4 separate regions of the Mus musculus genome follow, and regions 1, 3 and 4 are each linked to region 2. A link is a loop called in an ENCODE intact Hi-C map of the cell type or tissue named here. Cell type or tissue: heart. All regions are shown on one strand. Links, peaks and the distances in the headings refer to the core of each region. The heading gives the core; the rest is flanking DNA.

Evidence for each region. A loop is a pair of places that touch in the nucleus more often than their neighbours do. Peaks named below come from ENCODE experiments on the same cell type or tissue, not always from the same donor. Only the 100,000 strongest peaks of a DNase experiment are listed, where the experiment ranks them.
Region 1: a loop joins it to region 2, with 1.8 times the contacts of the local background. A loop is called at or near these places in 8 of 42 quality-filtered maps.
Region 3: a loop joins it to region 2, with 1.9 times the contacts of the local background. A loop is called at or near these places in 8 of 42 quality-filtered maps.
Region 4: a loop joins it to region 2, with 3.0 times the contacts of the local background. A loop is called at or near these places in 2 of 42 quality-filtered maps.

What each region holds. Positions count from the first base shown.
Region 1 is chr14:70,195,294-70,201,011 of GRCm38, reverse strand. Sorbs3 (sorbin and SH3 domain containing 3) reads left to right here. Exons shown (of 21, transcript NM_011366.3): 5 at 1,667-1,730; 6 at 5,051-5,089; 7 at 5,506-5,599. Among named protein-coding and RNA genes, the nearest start is that of Gm26908, 5.3 kb to the left of the region's middle. In heart, for the core only: a CTCF peak has its summit at 2,417 (motif pointing right); DNase peaks (open chromatin) are centred at 2,281, 2,401 and 4,821; H3K27ac peaks cover 572 bases.
Region 2 is chr14:70,286,757-70,292,474 of GRCm38, reverse strand. Ppp3cc (protein phosphatase 3, catalytic subunit, gamma isoform) reads left to right here and starts at 2,978. Exons shown (of 14, transcript NM_008915.3): 1 at 2,978-3,294. The coding sequence starts at 3,246. In heart, for the core only: a CTCF peak has its summit at 3,111; a DNase peak (open chromatin) is centred at 2,974; H3K4me3 peaks cover 2,493 bases; H3K27ac peaks cover 1,387 bases; H3K27me3 peaks cover 1,222 bases.
Region 3 is chr14:70,202,797-70,208,514 of GRCm38, reverse strand. Sorbs3 (sorbin and SH3 domain containing 3) reads left to right here and starts at 844. Exons shown (of 21, transcript NM_011366.3): 1 at 844-991; 2 at 5,099-5,243; 3 at 5,467-5,584. The coding sequence starts at 888. Gm26908 (a long non-coding RNA gene) reads right to left here and starts at 5,096. Exons shown (of 5, transcript XR_874791.3): 1 at 5,013-5,096; 2 at 1,661-3,151; 3 at 503-927. In heart, for the core only: CTCF peaks have their summits at 3,481 and 4,459; DNase peaks (open chromatin) are centred at 1,754, 2,254, 3,404, 4,964 and 3 weaker places; H3K4me3 peaks cover 4,973 bases; H3K27ac peaks cover 5,000 bases.
Region 4 is chr14:70,409,491-70,414,490 of GRCm38, reverse strand. It overlaps Piwil2 (piwi-like RNA-mediated gene silencing 2), which reads left to right. Exons shown (of 23, transcript NM_021308.2): 7 at 3,240-3,357; 8 at 3,985-4,109. Among named protein-coding and RNA genes, the nearest start is that of Gm24890, 17 kb to the left of the region's middle. In heart, for the core only: a CTCF peak has its summit at 2,968 (motif pointing right); no DNase peak of the experiment used is centred there.

The DNA of each region.
Region 1 (5,718 bases), core at 434-5,433, 92 kb after region 2:
GTGCTGGGCCAGCCATATTTCCTCATAGTCATGGACCTTTCCTGCTTTGTAAGGTCCAGATGTGGTGGATTATGTGAAATGCCCTCTCTCCCTACACTGTTACATGTGTTCATGTAGAAAAATGTAGACGCCTTAGGAATAGCCACAAGACTGCGGAGATAGCTCAGTCTGTGAACTGCTGGCCATACAAGCCTGAGTTCTTATCTCTGAAACATTACACACACACACACACACACACACACACACACACACACACACACACGCAGCTGGACATGGTAGCACATGCTTATAGCTCCAGCACAGAGGCAAGTGGATCTCTGAGTTGGAAGCCAGCCTGGTCTACGTAATGAGCTCCAGTCAGAGCTACACAGAAAAACCTTGTCTCAAAAATTAATAAATTAATTAATAGACAGTGCCTGAAGAATAGTAACTGAGGTTGACCTCTGGCCTCCATATGCATGTGCATGCACATACACATATACAAACACACACACACACCTACACCCACACAAACATGCACTCGCGCATGTGCTGTGCATGCCCATACAGATATGAAAACCACGAGGAAAATGTAAATCGGTCTCCATCTCCTGATGGAGGGTCATCATGCTCTACACTGAAGAGAGTTCTCGCATGCGCTGAATTCAGGCACAACATGCCACATGAAGTTGCTACAAAAGGAGCTGGGGAGAAGGCTCAGTAGTCAAAGTGCTTACTGCATAATTAAAGCTAGGTGCTGCAATATATGTCTACAATCCCAAAGCTGGGGTTAGGGGGTCACAGGCAGGTCCAGTGGCGTCCTGGCTAAGCAGTCTAGAGGAAACAGTGAGCTCCAGGTTCAGTGAGAGATCCTGTCTCAAAAAAAAAATAATAATCTTTTTTTTTTTTTTTTGAGGAATGGTGGTGCCTTTAATCTTAGCACTCAGGAGGCAGAGGCAGGAGGATCTCTGTGAGTTCAAGGCCAGTGCAGACTACATACTGAGTTCTAGGCCAGCCGAAGGCTATCTAGTGAAACATTGTCTCAAAAATTAAAATAGAATAAAAATAAGGGGCTGAAGAGATGGTTCAGTGGTTAGGAGTACTTGTTCCTGGAGAAGACCAGGGTTGGAACCCCAGAACCCACATGGCACCTCACAACTGTCTATAGCTCTGCTTCCAGGGACGCTAATGCTCTCTTCTGACCTCTAAGGATATAAGCAAAACATTCATACACGTTAAAAAAATTTTTTTAGAGTAAACAAATAAAAATTAATTAGGTAGAGGGCTGGTGAAAAGGCTCAAGTGAACAAAGGCAGTTACCACCATCCCTAATGACCTGAGTTTGATCCCAGAATCCATGTGGTAGCAGCAGAGGTCCTACTCCTGCAAACTGTCCTCTGGCCTCCGCATGTGTGTGTGGAATCTGTACATCCCGGTGGTGTGCAATTGACCCCTGGCCTCCACATGTCCGTCCATGCACTGGGATGTGTGCCTGCATGCACACAGGTGCACACACATGCACACACACACACATCAGCACCAGCACCAGAGAGAGTTCCCAGACCCCAGCCATCTATAGGGATGTCAAGGTGCCCGAGTTGGCTTGTCACTGGGGAGGGTGGGTGAGCAGGGAGGCCTGAGAAGGGTGGGTGAGCAGAGAGACCTGATTTTAATTTTCTGATCTCAGAGTGTTGACAGCCCCAGAGACTGGTATCGAAGAATGTTCCAGCAAATTCACCGGAAAATGCCAGGTTAGACACCCTCCCAGGGCCCAGTAGACTCCCAACTATCTGGAACCTGTGGGCGGGATAGAAGGGGGATTTCTTTGCTTATGAAATGAAATTCTTCTGACTCCTCTCTCCAAGCTCTCATGTGAGTGGTCCTGGAAACAGGCACAAACAAACAAACAAACAAGTTGGTGCCTGTAACTCCAGCACTCAGGAGGCAAAGGCAGGGGGAAACACAGACTTGAAGGCCAGCCTAGGCTACAAAGTGAGACTCTCAAAAATCTAAAAAAAGAAAGTGGGTTTGGGGGAAGAAAGAGAAGAGGAAGGGAAGGAGGCAGGGAAGGAGTTTCTCTGTTCTGTCAATGTTTGACGCCAAGAATGGCCTCCAGAATGTAGTTGAGTGGACAGCGACCAGCTGAAGTTTCCCCATGTCCTCTGGGGGCTTCCTGGGATTTCTCTGGACTTCTGGCTAGGCTGTGGCACCACCCGGAGCAGTAGTGTGAATGCAGCCAATACTGAGCTGCGTATGAGCGCTCTACAGGCCACGTGTGCATTGAATCAATGCTTGCCTATCTCTGAGGACTTCCTGTGCACTGAGCACTGTTCTAAAAAGATGCCCAATACACAGATGGCAGAAAGGGCACCCAGAAGAGGTGAGGAAGGACCCTGTGAAGACGCCCTTGAGCTTAGCCCAGAAAGGGTAGAGAGGAATGTGGCCAGCAGAGGGCGCTCCAAAAACCCAGAGGGGAAAACACAGCCAGGGAAACCCTGGATTAAGGTTAAAGGGGATTCAGGATGGGAATCATAGTCAGAAAGGTCATAGGGTCAGGTCTTGGGAGGCTTTGGGGGTTCCTAAGAGGGCTTTGACTTTTATTGGACAAGAAACCTGGAACCTCTGAGCAATTCTGAGCAGCAGAGTGAAGAGTTCTAACCAAGATGACCGGGAGGATCTCCCATACAGCTAGACACAGAAGAGATGGTGGGAACAAGGCTACCAATTCCCCTGATTGGCAAGGCTGGGGGTGGGAGTGGGTAGGAAGCCATCACGAAAGCTCTGCTCTTATCCAGTCTACACCTAGCAGTGGCCCAGTCCCGGGCAGTGGGATGGAACGGTATGGTAGTTCCAGAGACATTCCAAGTATAGCATTGGAATCTGCTGATAATGGAACATAACATGACAGAACAGCATGAGAGTGACTTTAAACCTGAGCAAGCTGAAGGATGGAGCTGCCGTTTGGCCCCCTTTTTGTCTTTCAGATCAGGTCTCATGTATTCCAGGCTGGCTTTGAACTCACCATGTAGCTGAGGCTGACAGACAGCTCTCAGTCTTCATGTCTCAGGGGTCACGGGAGTGGGCCTGGCTTTGGTGCTGACATTTGTTAGAGACAGGGAAGATGGCAGAGGAAACAGGTTTAAGAGGCATTTGGAGCCTGGCAAGGTGGCACATGACTTTAGTCCTAGCACTTGAGAAACCGAGGCAGGAGTTCAAGGTCAGCCTGATCTGCAGTGAGTTCTAAGACAGCCAGGACTAGAAAATGAGTCAACCAGAACAAAAGACAACAAGAACGAGAGGCTTTCGGTTTTCCAGGCCTGCCACACCCAAGGGAAACAGGCAGCGGAATGTCCTGGGCTAGGTCAGGGGCGAGGTCTAAAGCTGTATATGAAGTACCTGGGGTGCTCAAAAAGATGGCAGCCTCCAGTCCTAGACAGTTCCGACGTGTAGCCCTGGCAGATAGCTGTCCTTAGATAGTGGCTCCCTTCGAGACTAAGTCCCTTGTATGAAGCACCATACCCAAAGCCACGGCTCTAGGGCCCCATGGTGGTAGCTCTATTGGGAAGCTGAGGCAGGAGGATTGCCATGAGTTCTAAGCTAACCTAGGCTATGGGGTGAGGTCCTATGACTCAGTGGTCAAAGGCTTCCAAGCCTGACGACCTTCAAAAGCCACCTCGTGAAAGGAGAGGACTGACATTTGCAAGTTGTCCTCTGACCCTCACACACATGCTGTGGCACGCATGCATCCTCACACATACAGACACAAAAGGACATGAACAAACAAACAAATAAACAAACAACCCTGAAGGGGCTGCAGAGTTAAGTGGCTGCTTTTCTAGAAGACAAAGACTCAAGTCCCAGCTTCTGCATGGCAGTGTACAACTCTCTGTAACTCCCGTCCCAGCAGATCTGGCCCTCTTTTGGCCTCCATGGGGAACCAGGCACACCTGTGGTTCACAGACATACATACATATAAAATATAAAATAAGTGTAAAAGTATGACAAATTTAGGTATAAGTAGTCATATTTGCATATACCTGCAGACAGCCTCTCATAGATGTTATAGCACCCCCCAGATTACTTATATTTAATACAAAGTAAATACTGTATTAGTAGCTACATATATACACTGTACTGTCTTGTTTAGGGAATAATGACAAGAAATAGTCTGTGCACATGTGCAGTGCAGATGATTTATATTCTCAAAGTGGACCTGGTTGAACCCATGGATATAGACCCTATGGAAACAAGGCTGAATGTGTTTGAAAAGCTTTGAGACTAGCCAAGATCATACAGGGAGACGGAGACGGGGAGCCAGGGAGACGGAGAAACAGTCCTTAGGATAGAGCCATGTGGGTTCAGAGAAGCCCCACTGAGGCGAGGAATGCAGCTGAGAGACTGGAGTTCCTTTCAAAGAGAGACAAGGAGAGCCAAATAGTCTCCCTGTGGCCAGATGAGAGAAAGCAGTTTCAGAAGGAAGAGCTGTGACAAATGCTACCACTGAGTCAAGCTAGATGATCATAAGATTGTAAGAGAACTGACCATAGGCTGGGTGCAGTCACCCAGCAGCAGAGGGAGGTAAAAGCAGGCTCCTGAGAATGGTGTTTGGGTTTTAGAACCTCTTACTTGACTCCTCCTCCATCCTGAGCCCAGAAAGTCCTGAACATTGGGAGGTGTGGGAGTGGACAAAGAGTGAGATAAGACATTTGAGAAGAAGGTGCAGTTGGAGAAGGGAAGTGGGGAGAGGCTGGCATGGCCAGGACAAGCCTACAGAGGTCAGGAGAGGGTGTGTGTATTGGGGGGGGGGGGATTAAGCAGGAGAACCTAGAGGGTGTGGTTGCCGCCCATTTGGCTCTCCCAGGCCTAAAGGCTGCCAGAGGCAGGCATTTCAAGCCCTCCCAAGGGCTGCCTTCCTAATTCCTTCCCTCCCTCAGGACATTCTTCAGGCCCTGACTCAGCCCTCAGCCCCTGCTCCAGGCAGAAGGGAGGCTGGGAGCAGCTAGGCAGGCTCCTAAAGCACCCTGTCCTCACTCTGTGTTCCGTTGATGACCTAGTCCTTTCTGTTCCCTAGACCTGCAGCTGGACTGGACCTTGGAAGACCCACCCAAAGGTGAGTGAGGGGTGTAGGTTCATTGGTTGGAGTCTAGAGACGTGTGGCCTGGGTTTGGGGGCTTCCTGGGTGGTGCGATCCCATGAAAGAGTATTTTAATGGGCACCTCTGGGAACACTAAGTCCCCTGGTAGTCAATGACTAAGACTACCTTCACTGTCCAAAGAGGCCTTGTTTTGCCATCTGCTGACCAGGTTTCCCTGGGCCTCTCTTTTCTTATCTGTGAAATGGGGATATCACCTGTTCCGAAGCTGTTTTGGAGAGTTTGTATCGTAAATCTCTTGGGACAACGCCCATGTTCTATCCCAGAATCCACCTCTGTCCCTGTGAACCTGTTATCCAGGTGTTAGAATGGAGGTATCACAGCCTAAAGTAACTGCCCGACACTAGTCCTTGTCTGCCTTCATTCATCTCCAGTGGTTTCCGCACGCGCCTCTTCTGCAGAACCCAGGCATCTAGGGACCCTGCAAAGACCTGCCTCCAGGCCTGGCACAACTGAGACTTCTAGCGGGTGAGCTGTGGCCAAGACCAAATAGAGACTAGTGTCCCCTTGTGGCCAAACCAGGCACAATCTGGGAGCAGACAGGAAAGGGTCTAGAGGTGCTCAAAGGGGGCTCCACAGCAGCAGAT
Region 2 (5,718 bases), core at 335-5,334:
GAGATGGCTTAGGACTGGAGAAATGCCTAGTGGTTAAGAATATGTACTGCTTTTGCAGAGGACCTGAGTTCAATTCCTAGCACCCATGTTAAGTGGCTCTTAACTGCCCATAACTCCAGCACCAGGGATAGTGTCCAACATTTCTGGTTTCTGTAGGCAGTGGCACATACAAATAATTTTAAAAATATAACAATGAGCCAGGCATGGTGGCACACATCTTTAGCTCCAGCACTTGGAAGGCAGAGGCAGGCAGATGTCAGTGAGTTGAATATATATGTATGTGTGTGTGTGTGTGTGTGTGTGTGTGTGTGTGTGTGTGTACATATATATTCATATTCCTTATGGCTTGAATATGAGGCATATTTCTTATACCTTGAACTCACACACCACACAAGTCTCTTCACAAAGGACTGTCACCATGACATAGAAGCTGAAATAAACTGTTTCCTTCCCAAGTTGTTTTGGGTCATGGTGCTTTATTACAGCAAAGAAACCTAACTAAGACAATATCCCAATTGTCCAGTTATACTTCACTCAGACTCTGTGTACAAGAGCATATGAAATTATTTTAAAAGGAGGTAACTTTGTTATTCTAGTAAGCAATGAGCATCTTATATAAAAAGACCAACCTAGACACAGAATATAGTCTCCACCTTTAGAGTCTAATGGAGAAAGAACTACATAATAAATATTCTGATCCTCCTGCCTCCACCTTCTGAATGCTAAATTTTTTTATGTCATGGAGGTGAATCTAATTTAAGATCCAAGTAGGTAATCCAGTGTAATGGCACACAACTTTAATCCCAGCACTTAGGAAGCAGAGGCAGGTGAATTTCTGTGAATTCGAGGCCAGCCTGGTCTATGGAATGAGTTCTAGGATAGCCAGAGCTACACAGAGAAACCCTGTCTCGAAGGGAAAAAAAATCCAAGTAGTTGATAAACTTTCCATAACTAATACTGAATAATCTATTGTTTCCTTTTGATTTAGAGTTTCCCAAAGCTTTTTGGTTTTAGCAATCCTGTCGGTGTTAGCATCTGATTCCATGTCTGTTCAATGGAGGTATAGCACTCTGATTGCTTCTTAAATAGAGAACTTTCTTAAAATATCACAACTGTTCTCATTGTGGAAGCCTGAAATCACACTCTGTGAAAACAAAACCAAATTCTATTTAGTCTCCGAAGGGCTCCTGCCTCAAGTGTGCCTTACCGTGAAAGATTAGGTCAAGACAACAGGAGACAAGGGAGGGTCTGATTCTAGTCCATATGCTAGACCTCCTTTCTGTACACAAATCTATATTAGGGGAGACTTAGTCTTGACCCTATAGTCTCTTAATTATCCCACAGTACTTCCTGCACTGCCTGGCAAGGTGGTAAATACCAATAATCCCATCATTTGGGAGGTGTCGGCAGGAGGATCAGTAGCTCACCGTCACTCTTGGCTATGAGTTCCAGGTTAGCTTGAATGGCATAAGACCTGTTTCTAAAGACAAAACAAACAAAATCCCCAAGCCAAGCCAAGCCAACCCTTTCTACAATGATGAAAATGTCTTATCACAGCCAATAATGCAGCCAGCACTTGAAGTTTGGCTAAGACACAAGAGGAAACTGAACTACTAAAATTTAATTTACAATGCCACATATGGTTACTTATTGGCCATTGTAGTAACTATGAAGACTGGTTGGCCTATAAATTGTACGTTTCCTTGGATTTAAGTTTCAATATTTCATTATCATTGCTAAAATAAAAAAAAAAAGCAAAGTACTTTTTGCCTGGCCAAGTCCTGTCCTCAGTGAGAAAGAGGCTTCTAATTAAGGAGCAATAATGACCAATTTTTAACCTAAAAATAAGCCAGATTGTGAAACTTGACTATGGGATTGCAAGTCCCCATCACTGCAAAAATAAAACAAAATAAAAAACATATGAGGAGGGGATGAGGAAAATGGCTCAGTGAAACACAAGCATGGGGTTCTGTTTGAGTCCCTGCATTCAAATAGAACCTGGGTACAACCTCAGCGTTTGTAACTTCAGTGCTATGGGGGAAAGGGGACAGGCAGAGGGACAGGTGAGAGAATTTGCTGGCCTTCCAGTCTAGCAGGCATGTCAGCTTCAAGTTTAATGGGACCCTGTCTATTAAATTTAAGGTAGGAGCACTAGAGGATGGCCTCGACCTCTGGCCTCCATATGTGCTCGTATGGGCCAGCTCACCAGCACACACAAATACAAACACTTCATGCATGCACACACACCTACTCCACACCACACATACATGACACGCGCACACACACTCACACACGGTAGGGAGGCAGGTGCGGTGTCACTGTGTGTCACTATTCCACAGTGGAATAGATGCGTCCAAGTAGGCAGGTGACAATATAAGGGGAAATCGGTTAGAAGTCAATTCCCTTTCTCAAGGAAGCCTGGGCTAGCGTCCCAGAAGACAGTGAGTGACTGCTGTCTCATGTATATAGAAAGGGAGACACCGCTTCTCAGAAACGGGGTTCTCCCAGGAGCTGAACTGGAGTAGGATGGCCACGGAGGTACTTAGGCTGCTAGATACAAGCTGTATGCAACAAACATGAAGTTGACAGGGGTTTCAAAGTTTGGGGGTTGGTGAATGGGAGAGGGTAACCTGAGAAACAGGGTAGAATGGTTAATTTCTTATGGAGACAAAGTGGGTGGAGGACCCCAGTGATAACGGAGAGAGCGTTCATGAGATAGGGGCTCTCTCTGATGAGAGGGACACAGACTCAGTGGCAGCCACCAAGAATCAGGACACCTGCCTGGTCCCAAGGTCGCAGCTGCTTCCGAGGTCCCAGCGGCTGGTTTGAGAAGCTACAGGTCAGGGTTGGGCGTCCAGAGCATCTGCCCCACGCGAGGCGGACGGCGGTCAGCAGTGAATCCGGAGCTGAGACCCGAGATCCGCGCGTGCGCAGAGCGCGGCTGCGGCCCTCGAGGCCGCCGGGAAGTTGTGAGCGCGGAGGCGCGCACGCGGGGCCCCAGCCGCGCGCAGCCGCGGTCTCCCTAGTTGTGTCCCTCAGCCGCGGTCGCCGTAGCTCTCGACGCGGTCGTCCCCGCCGAGCCGCGGGCGCCGCCGCAGGGAGGGAGCGGCGCTGCGGCCGCCGCCGTCCGAGGACGCCCCGTATTCCGGGGCCCGGCACGGTGGCTGCCCGCTCGCCGAGCGCAGCCCGCCTAGGAGGAAGGCGGCGGCTTGCGTCCAGCGGGCCGCCGGAGCCGGGAGGAGACCATGTCCGTGAGGCGCCCTCAGTTCTCCACGACCGAGCGCGTCATCAAAGGTGCCGAGCGCGCCGCGGGGAACGGCCCTCGCCGGGCGACGGCTCGGGGACTCGAGGAGCGGGGATGGAGGCAGCGGCGGGAGGCGCTGCAGGGCGCGGGGAGGACCGGGCTGCTGTCCGCCGGCGTCCCCGGTGACTGCTGGACGGGTACCTAGCGGGAGGTGGATAGAGCGACCGCGCCCGCCATCCACTCCCGAAGCATCCAGGCGGTTTCTCCTGATTCCCCACTTTTTGGTCTTTCATCTGGGGACACCGTCTGGGTTGTGTGAGCAGGGAGTTCTCTTGACTCACCCAAGTCATGCCTTTCCTTAGGCTCAGCTCTTTTTTGACAGCTCCTTACCAAACCCTTTAAAAAATTATTTTTGAGGGGTGTGGTGGGTATACTGTGCACGTTTGGCTCACTTTCTCTACATATCCCAAGTCATTGCTTTTATTAAAAGAAACAAGATGATAGTGACACAGTCTTCTTAAAAGGGCTTACAAGTTTTGGCTATAAGGACTTGGTGAATAATAATCTCCCAGATGTCTCTCATTATATCTGATATTCAGTTATTCTAAGGAAACACGAAAGTGTTTCTAAATCTTCTGAGTTTATGATATAGTTTCTGCCCTTTACCCAAAAGGACCTGTCTAACATAACCACTGATTCACATGCTTCTATTGTCCGACTTCTAAGACCCCTCCATAATAATAGTTGGTTTGAAAGCACTGTTTTCTAAGAAGGTGCTATGCTTAGACCAGTTATTTCTGAGTGAGGTGGTTTTCACCATAGTGGGAAAAAACTAAAAATTATTTCCCCGTTTCATTTTGATATTAGGAGACAGGAAACTAAGATTAGTAATGATAATTTTTTTTTTAAATAAGGGGGAGCCTATTGAGTGCTCAGAGAGAGAAGGATAGTATTGGTGTCATAAATGTTAGTTATCTGCCTTGGCAGACAGTACTTTTGAGACTTATTTCCTCAGAATTTGGAATCATTAGGGATTGAAGTCAATTGTTCATAGAATGGACTTAGTCCTTTAACAGCTAGAGTGCCATGACGGTCTTCGTGGAAGGCTTTATAGCATTTAAGCCATGAGGAAGATCTGAGCCTCTTAATACACAGGAATCACTTCTACAACCTTCCCTGGTGAAGCAAGGTCATGGTGGACATTAACTTCTGAACTGTCCCGGGTAGCACGGGCCCATGCAAACCAACTGCGCAAGGGCAAGGGTGTTGGCGGGTTCCTCCCACGTTAAAATGATTTCTCGCCACTCTACCATTGTAGTGTTTCGTCCTTCTTTTTCTTCCCATATTTTTCTCTTATCAAAATATGCCTATTTCTCAGCTGAAGTAGACAGGGGAACCACTTAAACCTGAATCCCCGAGTCAAGCCAGGATAAATGAGGTCTGCGCGAGGCTTAAGCGGCGCTCTCCTCAGACCGGCAAGAATCTCAGAGTCTAATCTCCTTTTGTACCAGCTTATTTTCACCAGATTGCATCAAGGACATTGTAAAATGACCGTGTCTTACACTTAAAACGGAAGTGAAATGAAAGGCACTTGAAGTACAGGTGTGTTTACAGCTGAGCGGAAAACCATCTATAGAGTCTGTATGATTGGATACCAACTTGTTCTTTAACAGAATTACATATTAACACATGCTGTGTAGGAAAGGACCGAGTGTCGCTCTGTGTGTGAGTGACTGAGCAGAGTTTTATTCTGTGTCCAGCCAGGCAAATTCGTGGTTATTTCCCACTGCAGACTCTGCAGTGGTACACACCCATTTTAAGGCTTGGAGGGCGGGGAGGGGGAGGGGCGCTCTCTCTATAGTCCTGGATACCCTGGAGCTTCAAAGATCAGGCTGAACCCACAGAGCTCCTGCTACCTCTCCCTCCTGAGAGCTGGAATTAAAGGTGCATGCCACCACAGCTCACCTTTTTGTCTTTTTAAATAAGATTTATTTTATGTATTTGAGTATCGTGCCTGCATGTACATATGTGCACCATGTACATGCCTGTAGCTCTCAGAGGCCAAAAGAGGAGTTTGGATCCTCAGGAACTGGAGTTCCAGGCTGTTGTAAGCTGTCACGTGGGTGCTGGCAACAGGGCCTGAGTCCTCTACAACAGAAGCAAGTGCTGCTCGCCAGCCCCAAGCCTAAATCACATTCATAAAAGGATTCCAGATACTTGCAATGTGTGAAGTCATCTCACATATAAAAACTTTAGCATAAGCACTTGACTTCAGCAGTGTTGGATTCTGTGTAACATTTTTCTTGGGTTTCTCAGAGTTTGAAATAGTTTTAAGTCTCTTACCAAAGTGGGGTGTGAGGCCAAGCAAGGTGGTAAATGCCAGCAGTCTCAGGACTGGAGAGGTGGAGGCAGGAGGATCAAGAGTTCAAGTTCCTCTCAGCCCAAACTGAGTTCAAGGCCAGTCTGGCAGCTCA
Region 3 (5,718 bases), core at 385-5,384, 84 kb after region 2:
AGGGGTGGGGGAATGTGCATAGGACAGAATTGGCTGCCTGGGGCTGGGTGGGGCTCCTGGTGACTGGGATCAGATAGCTAGAAAAAACAGAGCAGTTACGTAACTGTGTTTACATGGGCTCAGGTGGCTGTGGCAACCATGGCAGTCCTTGACCCAAGGCCATGCTGGAGGGGTGCAGGCAGCCGACTACTAGGGAAGGAGGTCCCTCTTGAGCAGAAGGGTGTGCAGGAGACAGAGCATGGCATACTGACCAGGGCTGCACTATCTGGGACAATGTTACCTGGCTCTAATGTGCCACTGGAAGCTACTCAGGGTGAGGCAGGCAGGCAGCAGCCAGCTACAGCTAGGGGGAGGGGTCAGGAAACCAGACACCTGGCTCTCTAAGTCCAGTCTCTGAATTCTTGCTACATTTTTCTCCCTAATCTTCTTAAAAGAGGAAGAATTCTCCCTAAATCTGGGCAGAAAAGAGGGCAGGAGATTATTTAAGTTTCCTTGGACTTACCTGCCCTGCGGTCCTAGCGCCTCGTGCCTCCGTGTTTTGTAAAGCCATCCGAATACTTGTGAACACAGTGAGCTCCAACCTGAGAGGTGGCGAGCCAGCCCCGGCCTGACTGACAAAGCAGAGCTGCAGCAGTTCAGCCCTCCATTGCCACCCTCCCCGTTCCTCCCAACCTACATCCTCCAAGACTGTTTACTAGACTCCCCATCCCCATAGAGATGGGACTGGTAGCCAGTCCTCAGCTCCCTTGCCCACACTGTGCCTTCTCTTGTGAGAAACAGGAAGTTGGGACCTTCGGCAGCTCAGCGGCACCCTCTACATTAAATATTTATCTTGGAGTCCAGGTCAGAGCCTTAGAGCCTAAGAAGTTCACTGCTGGTGAAGGGGGATGGCCAGGATTCTTGGAGTGGGAAGATCTTCAGCTTCGTCTTTGAACAACAAAGAAGACAATGAAAGTGATGTAGCCCTTCTTAGTCCCAAGGACCCTAACAGGTGGGAAAACTTTAAAGAGGGACATGGGTAGTACTTTTAATCCCCTGGGGGAGGGGGAGGCTGCTTCCCTGGAATGGGTGGATAATCAAGTGGCAGAGAGGCTGTGTACAGCTGCCTGACCTCAAAGAGGGTCTCAGAGCTCCTCCACTCCTCCATCTCTCTCCCTTCAGCTTTCCTACCTCCGCCCCTCCCACAAACACCGTGTACTGTGTAATACCTACATCCGTTAAAAACACCTCACGTATGCGAATCAGAGCCCTGTTAGCAGGTTTACATCTCTGGAAGCCTATGAAACTGCTTCCTGAAGACTCCCCACTCATGGGAGCTCTGGCACGCTCATCTCTTGAGCTGTCCTTGACCTAAGTTTCCCGGGAGGTGGGGGTGGGTTTTGTTTGCGGGCACCACAAACAGTTCTTCCCCCACAACTGGGAAAATGTGAAGCTAATAAGAGGTGAGCGTGCTAGGGGCTGTGATGTCCTGGGAAACACTAACTCCAGGTGGCTCAGGCACCAATTAAAAGGCAGTAGGTGTCATTTACCATACTCAGCAGTGGACCAGAAACCGTTTTTTTTACCGGTTGATTTGTTGGGGACTTGGGTTCGCAGTGAATCCTAGGCTAGGAGTACTCCAGGGTTTCCATTGTCAGTAAACATTTGCCCTGGCACCTACCAGCAGAAGACTGGACGAGGAGGGGAGGAGGGAGGGCCAGAGAGAATGGGGAGCCAGTGGGCGGTGTCCTTCAGATCTGCGTCAGCAGTCAGCACTGTAGGAACAGCGGAAAAGCAGGATCAAAACAAATACGGTGAATGGGAACACCAAGACCCTCTTAACCTCATCCCCGCCCAAAGGGCCCCACCCTTATCCTCTTCAATGCTGTGGCACGTCCAGGGAGCCGGTCGATTCCCTCCCCCAAACTTTGCACGTGTGTGTGAGCATCCTCACGTTTGCCAGTACACGAGTGTTTGCAAACGCCTGGTCAGTGCGCTTAGGTCTAACAAGCATGAACTCTCTCTCCCCAAGCGGGTGTTGCCTTGTTCCTGGGCCACCGTGACTTATCTCGGTCCCAGCCTGTCTGCCTCCGGGCCTGTCTCCTGCCTCTCCAAGGCCGAGGGCTGCGTATCTAATTCCGGCCCCACCCGGGCTCTGGCACTCAGGGACCATTCGGTTAATCACTCCTGCCCTGTGTCCTGGCTCTTGTGGAGCAGCTCGCTTCCCACACCCTGGAAATGTCGCTGGAAACTCTGAGTGGCCCCCGCCAGCCCTCCCGCCCCTTTCTGACTCCAGCTTTGCGGTGGGGGCCGGGGAAGGCATCTGGGAAACCCAGCGGGCTCCCGGGGGACCCTCGGTGGCCCCTCCCGGCACCGCCTCCTGGACAGCCCGGCCCCTTGGGCAAGGGGCCACAGTGTTCCCGTGGCGCGTCGCCGGACAGAGGGCACTCGCGGGAGTGAGTGAGGGAGTAGCAGGCATCTCCACTTTACTCCAGCATAGCCCCGGCTCACAGTTCAAATCCAAGTCCCAAACTCCTCCTGCCGCATTCATCTCAGGGTCCTGCCTCCTAGCGCGCCCCCTCGGCCGCTCTCTTCCTTGTTGGGCGCCGAGCCTGGCCCAGCGTCCTGACCAGTCACGAGGGCCGTGACCACCCGCACTTTTCCCTGCCCTCTTTCCCCGAGGGCTCGCCGCGGCTGCTCCAGGCAGAAGCGGGCTGGGATGCTCCTGCCCTCCTGGGCAGCCCCAAGCCCCCCCACCTGCTCGCCGGGGGAAGGTAGGTTCAGCGATGCAAAGGGGCGGGAAGGAGGCAAGACATAGCCTGGCGTGGACCGGAGCGAAGGCGTAGAGTCCCTCCCTCCGTGTCCTGGTCTCTGAGGTTGTACAAACCAGAAAAGGTGAATTTGAAACCCCCTGACCCTGTTAGTGGGGAGCTATAGTTTGATAAGACCTGGAAAGGCAGAGAACGACGTCCCCACCATCAAGGCCTCACTCAGATGGGAAGGAGTCCACCAAACCTGGACGTTCTTCATTCTTCTAGGGGTCTGCTGGAATGCAGGGGCTGCCTGGATTCTGGGAACTCACCAGAGGTGTCCGTTTTATGCTAGACAGATACCAATTCCCCAGGAGACCTCTGTCTTCCTTAGGTTCTGCCAAATGTCTCCAGGCAGCCTGCTGGGAGAAAAACCAGGACCACCATGGGGGGCCCTATCCTAACCTCGAGTATTCCCAGGAGCTCAGTGGGAGGGGAGCCGATGGAGGTATCCTAGGGTCAGTAGCTCCTGAAACAAGGTGGTGATGGAGAACTGGTCCTTTTTCCCTAGAGAGGACACTTCTGGATTTGCTGGGAGGGTGGGACACAGTGACATTAGGGAAGGAAGGCCTGTCAGCTGATGGGTGCAACTGCTGATGCCGAAGGCAGTTTGGCCTCAAGCCCTCAGCCGGGCAGGGAGGGGTAGCACACAGCCGGTGTGCCCAGGCTTCCTGGGTCATCAGTCTGCCTGGCTTCACTTTCCCCTGGAGGAAGTCCGAGAGTCGGCAGGCAGCAGCGGTGAGGGCTGCGGGAACGGGTGGCGGGAACGGGTGTGTGTTTGTATGGTTAGCTTTTTGGTAAGAGCTTTAATTGAATCCAGCTGGTGGGCTGCACCTCAGCCTCCCCTCCCCACACACAAAGTCAGGGATTGGCTGGGTCCCCAAAAGGCTGCTCAGATGTCAGAAGGAATCCCCACAAATACAGACCAGAGACTTACTGACCCTAGCCTTCCTCGTCTCCTTGTCCATGCCTGAGCAGGATGTGAGCACAGAAAATAAGGCCCTGCAGGCCTCCTCTGTACCCTTCCCACAGCTCCTGTGCTGTCCATATGACCCCTTGCTGTACACAGTCCTGACATTCCCGAGCTCCTCACATGATCCACCCTGCCCTCCCCCACCCCATCACATTCACAGCACTGAACATATCCTACCACACACAGGACACCACCTGGGATATCTGGTGTCCTTTCTTGGAACCCCCACAAACCCCACAGGCACATACAAGCCTGATTTGGCCCAGTCCAAAAGGTGATGTAAGTCTATCCCCCTAGTGCCCCATTCAGCCATAAAGATGAAGAGCTGAAGATCCTATACCCCAGCTCTCTAGACCCTAAAATCCCTTTGTGCCCCTGAACCATGAGTGCTCTGTCCTCTTGCACTCATCTATGGGTGTGCCCTTTTGCTCACCCATCTCCCAGGTGCCCCGAGCTCCCTTCTGCTGACCCCCGGGTGAGGCAGAACCGACTGGCTTGTCAGGCAGATGCTCTGAGTCAGGAAGGAGCCTCCCTTCAAAGCCAAGCTTGTGGGTACAGGAGCATTGGTCGGTGTGCAGGAGAAAAACCTCAGCACCACCCCCAGGGCAGAAGCAGGTCCTCTGGTGCTGCCATCTGCTGCTTTCCCTTCCATTTCCCCCAGCGCTGGCTCTGAGTGTTCTGGAGCCCTGATGTGCACAGGAGGCCAGCGGGCAGCCCCACATTCCCTAGATCTCAGAAGTGGCTCCCTGCCTGCCTGCCAATGCTCTCCCATGCTCTCCCTGGCCCTGGTGGTAGGGATGAGGGCACTGCTGCTGGCTGCTTCGCAGTGGTCAGCAGGTCGGTGGCCTTGATGTTGACTGCCTTTGTGCCTGTGTGCACGCAGATGCTACCCAGGGCAGAAGCATGACAGAAGAATGGAGACAAAGTCCTCTGTGCTCAGGTCCTCTGTGTTAGCTGCCCTAGTTCCCCTGTGCCTTCCCTCGAGGGGAGCTGGCTATCCTGGCACGGAGAGCCCCAGAAGGGTGGTCAGCAGGCTGCAGGCCTGCTCCTGGCCAGCCTCTCTATCTTCCTCCTTGCCTGGCTTCCCCTCCCCCACTCCCACCCAGAGCTCGTGCCCCAGGCCTAACAAGCAATCCATTGTGCCTCTGGGAGTCGGCACTGGCAGCCTGCAGGCGGGTGCCCAGAGCTGCCTGTTTCCTGGGTCCTTGAGCTCCCACCCAGCTGGCCATAATTCCCTCCCACAAACCTACCTTCCTCCCCCACCAGTGGGTTGAGTCAAGAGGTCCCAGGCAGTCCAGCCGAGCAGGGCTTTCCCTTCCTTCCTCCTTCTCTGCAGAGTACACACGAAGGAGCAGCTGGCACATCCTGCGTCCTCCAACCTTGACCCAAGCATGCAAGGCCTCCCTGCTGGGCTCAGCCTGGATGATTTCATCCCTGGTCACCTCCGAACCCATATAGGCTCATCCTCCCGGGGGACAAGGGTGAGTGAACAGCGAGGAAAAAAGGACACTGATGGGCCAGCAGTTGATGGGACACTAGCAGGCCAGGTGGGGGGAGCCGTGGATCGACAATATAAGGAGGGAAGACAGTCTGAAGGAAGCTCCTAAGAGCCTCCGAAACTTCCCCAGGAGGCCATTCCTTCCCAGTGGAACTCCTGTGGAGCCTCTGGGCCCTGAGCTTGCCGCTCCTGGCCCCTCCCCACAGGTGCCAGTGATCCGGAATGGTGGCTCCAACACCCTTAATTTCCAGTTTCATGACCCTGCGCCCAGGACTGTGTGCAATGGCTGCCCCCCACCCAGGAGAGATGGTTCCTTGAATCCAGGTGGGTCTGCTTGGGAAGATCTGCTCTAAGAACCTTACGCAGGGGATGGGGCAAGTTCCCTGTGCCACATGGAAAGGAACTGGATCTTTCAAGGCCATGAGAAGGTCTCCAGGGAACTGTGGGTTCAGCTTAGG
Region 4 (5,000 bases), core at 1-5,000, 120 kb before region 2:
CCTATATAGCTCCTAGTTACTGGAATTACAAGTAAGCCACTGTGAGGGTTGATACAGTGTTATCCTGGTTAATTTTATGTCGACTTGACAAGGAACCCCAGCTGAGGAAGTGCCCTCATTAGACTGCCTGTAGGCAAGTCTGGAGGGCATTTCTGATGGACTGACATGGGAGGTCACAGCCCACTGCGGGTAGTGGCATCTCTGGGTAGGTAGTTCCTGACAAACGCTGGGCGGAATTCAGGGAATCCTGCTGAAGAGGGGGAGGGAGGATTGCAGGGGCCTGAGGGGTCAAGGACACCACAAGACAACTCAGAGACTCAACACATCTGGGTTCAGGCTCACTGAGGCTCAAACATCAGAGTCTGCATGGGGCTCACCCAGGCCCTCCGTGTATGTGTTACAGTTGTGTAGCTTGTTGTTTTTGTGGGACTCCTGTTTGTGGCACTTGTATCTGCTTTTGGGACCCTTGCTATCCTACTGGGTTGTTGCTTTGTCCAGCCTTAATATGCAGGAAAATGCCTAATCTTATTGCAGCTTGATATGCTGTTTAGGTTGACTACTCTGCAAGCCTGCTCTTTTTCTGAATGGAAATGGAAGAGTGAATGGGGGGGAAGGGGGGGAGGGATGGAGGAGAAACTGCTGTCCAGATGTAATATATGAGAGAAGAAATGAAGAAAAAAGGAAGCAAACTAAGCAAGCCAGTAATCAGTACTCTTGCATGGGTTCTGCTTCAGTTTCTGCCTCTAATTTCCTGGCTTTAAGTCCTGCCCTAAATTTCCTTAGTGATGGGACGTGACCTGAGAGTTGTACATGGGAATAAAACACCTCCTCCCTCAATTTGATTTTGGTCGTGGTGTGTTATCATAGCTATAAAAAAAAAAAAAAAGCAAACTAGGGCAGGTTCAAGCATTTTACTGACTGAGCCTAGCCCAGTTGGACTTTTGAAGCCATGGTGTGAAGGTGATGTAATAGAGAAGATACTGATAATATGGAAAACCCTGATGTGGTACAGGAGTTGCCTGTAGCTCTGTTGCTTCCTCATGGAATAGGAACAGGGAGGGGAATGCCAGAATGTTGCTCTAAATGTGCATAGGTGGGGTTTGTCCCAGTCTGAAAACCCCAAATCTGAAATGCCCCAGAATCTAAACATTTTTGAATGTGGACATGAAGCTCTAAGTAGAAAATTACACACCATGAAACTTTTCATATACAGACTTGTTAAAAGTATTATGTAAGGGGCTGGAGAAATGGCTCAGTGGCTAAGAGCATTTGCTGTTCTTGCAGAAGGTCAAGGTGTTCCAAGCACCCACATGGTGATTCACAAACATTGGTAACACCAGTCCACAGGGGTCCAGTACCCTCTTCTGACTTCCATGGTCATCAGGCACATATGTGTTACATATACATATAGTTATTCTGACCTCCATGATCATCTGGCACATATGAGCTACATATACATGCAGTTAGGCAAAATATTCATACACACAAAACAAATCTAAGCCAGGTGTAGTGGTGCAGGAATTTAATCCTAGCATGCGGGAAGCAGAGGCAGGCTGATAGCCACAAGGCCAAGGCTAACCTGGTCACACAGTGAGTTCGAAGCCAGCCAGGGCTACTAAATAAAGACCCTCTTTCAAAAGACAATGACAACAAAACACCCCTAAGCCTAAAAAAAATTTTTAAATATATATAAAATTACTTTTAGACTGGGCATACACAAAACGTGAGTGCATTTCATGTTTATACTTAGGTCTCATGCACAGGATATTTTATTATGTATATGCAAATACTCCAGGATCAGAATGCTTTGGATTTAAGCATTGGCATGAAATGTACTCAATCTGCATATGAGGGAAATGCTACCATGTGAATATTTAATATTAGGGATGCCAGTTGAATTTTGTTACGTCTTCCTATACTTGAACACACTTGGATCTTGTTTTTAATCTTGGATTTATTCACACTTTACAGTTGCAGAACAAGATTGTGCCCTAGTGTATATGGTAGAACAATCATTGATAATTAGGTAGCTGTTACAATTTGTTAAGCTGCCAATTTGCTGCAGTGAATAATATAAAGTTTAAATCACCATGAATGAAAATGATTACAATCTCATTTTTAAAGTACCTTATGGCAGGATATTGTGGTTCGTGACTTTAATCCCAGTACTTGAAAGTCAGAGGCAGGTGGATCTCTTTGAGTTCAAGGCCAGCTTGGTCTACAAGAGACTTTTGTCTCAACAACAAAACAAAAGCAGTTTAGTGGCTGGAGAGATGGTTTAGAGGTTAAAAAAACAACAAAAGCTTGCTATTCTTGCAGAGGACTGAGTTCAGTCCAGCATCCATATCAGGTGGTTCACAACCCATATAATTCCTGCTCCAGGGAATCTGCTACCCTCTGCAGATGCACATAGTCACATGCATATAGACATAAAAATAAATCTCAAAAAGAATTCTTTAAACAAGTGGGGGGAACACTTTAAAAGTGTGTGCCGCTGAAGATTGAGAGCAGGGGTTGGCAGACCACAGTCAGCCCAAGGTCAGGCCTGGCTCACAGCTTGTTTAACCGTGAAATTGTATTGAACTTTGCCATACTTGTGCCATTCTATGCTATGATTTTGTGTTTTTATAGCAAGAGTGTATGGCCATGTAAAGTTTTAGATACAATATGGCCCCTTACGGTGTTCTGATCCTCTGCTTAGAAGTCTAGAAGGATATAAATGATGTGTAAAAGCAAGCTGTCTAGAATTATGGATTTTTGTTTGTTTTATTTTGTTTTGCCTTCCCTCCAGATCTTTATCAGTTGCTTATAGAGGTTTTAAACTGATGATCCCCGTGCCTCAGCCTCTCATGTAGCTGAACTGCACGCATAAACTCTAAGCCTGGTAGATTAGTTACATTTTCTAATGTTTCTACTCCAGCAGGTATCCTTGAGACATTCTTTAGTTAGCTGTGTAATTATAAATATGACCACTAGGTGGAGTGCAGGTACAAAAAATGCTTCTTTTTTTTTTATTAGATATTTTCTTTATTTACATTTCAAATACTATCCCCTTTCCTAGTTTCCTCTCCGAAAGTCCCCTATACCCTCTCCAACCCACCCACTCCTGCTTCCTGGCCCTGGCATTCCCCTGTACTGGGCAAAAAATGCTTCTTGAAGTCACATAACTTACTGCGCAGCTTTGGTAAAGATTGCTGTTTGAGTCAAACTGAACTAAAATCCCCTTTGTTATTTTGCAGCCCCAGTGTGGAATGCAAAAGCATGAGGTTTGGCATGTTGAAGGACCACCAGTCTGTCACTGGAAACGTCACTGCTTTTGATGGCTCTATTCTTTATCTTCCTGTTAAGCTTCAACAAGTGAGACCCAGTGGAGAGTGTGGTGTGGGTGAAACTCCGGTGTGCTCTGAGGGGTTGAGTAGTGGCAAAGTACACATTTTCTGGACAGTTTGCTTGACAGAAGGCAGATTTCTGCAGAACACAGCAGGGATCAACCCCCAGCCCCACTCCAGCTTGCGTTTATGAAGTAACGTTTCTGATACGTAAATGGACTGGTAGGAAGTGGACTGGTAGGAAGCATTGGGTCTCTGACAAATCACTCAGATTTTCAACGTCAGGGCTCAGCAGTAAAGAACACCCGATTCTCCTGCAGAGAGCCCAGTTCATCTCCTACCACCCATACTGGGTGATCCGGTCATCCTCTCCAGGTCCAGGGAGCCAAAGCCCTCTCTGGCCTCCTTGGGTATATATATACCTGTATATACATGATACATATACATAACGTCAATTAAAAACAAAACTAAAGATTTCAGTGTTCAACTTTGAATCTTATTTATTTTGTTTGTTTGTTTATTATCACACTGATTTTGCCAGCACAGGCTGTGAAGTGAGGGGAAGTAGAAGCTACCTTTTGGGCTCTAGAACTGAGTTAGGGTTAAGGCTGTGTAGCGTTGTCATTTCTCGTTACTGTACATGTTTATTTCTTAGGTTGTTGAGTTAAAAAGTCAGAGGAAAACTGACGATGCCGAGATCAGTATCAAGATTCAGCTGACAAAGATCCTGGAGCCGTGTTCTGACCTGTGCATCCCCTTCTACAATGTTGTCTTCCGGCGGTAAGGAAGCTGCTGCAGGCTGTGTCTGTAACTCGCCATGGTGGGAATAAGGCTCCCCAGGAGGTGTGCGTGGTGCCACACACAGTGTGTGCCTGTGGGTGGGCTTGGAAGCACATAATGAGTGATCTTAGTATCAGCTCATTCAAAAATTACCTCTCACTCGACAGGTCAGGTGTGGGTTCCTGAAGTTAGGTGTGTGGGTAGCTGAGTAGGCAGATGGAGTCTTTTGGATTCGATTAAGAATTTTTCAGACCGGAGTTTGTTTTTGAGACAGGATTTTGTATAACTCAGGCTAGTCTCAAACTTGATGTGTAGCTGAGGATCGCCCATCCTGACCCTCTTGCTTCAGCTTCCCTAATGCTGGGATTATGATGACCACACTCAGCCAAAACAGACATTAACATGTGAAGCACTCCTCAGAGTACAGAGATATTTGGTGAGAGATAGCTTCTACACTTTAAAAAATTATACATAGTTTATAGTTGTTTATCTCCTTTTGAGGGGCTCTCAATTTTATACAAGAGTTAATTCCAAACTATCTCATTTGATGAACTAGAACCTACAGTGAGCTGCTGGAACAAACGCAGTTCCCTTGCTGGGCTGTTCACAAGTTGGAAACTAGTTCATCTGCATTCTCTTTAGTTCATGGTGGTCAGTAATATAATTAAGCTGGGAGATAGCCCTGGGTCCAGTGAGCTGGGTCCTGAGGGGGCCTTGAGTCACGTGTACACACTGCAGATGCATGCCTTTCTAGCTCAACTCTCCTATAGCAAGACTGTCGTAAACACAGGCTACATTATGCAGAGATCAGAAGCTCTTCTGCACTTCAGGCTTGCAGAGGAAACCGTAGCTAAGACTGAAGGAGCTTTCTGACAGCTTTTCTGTTAGGCT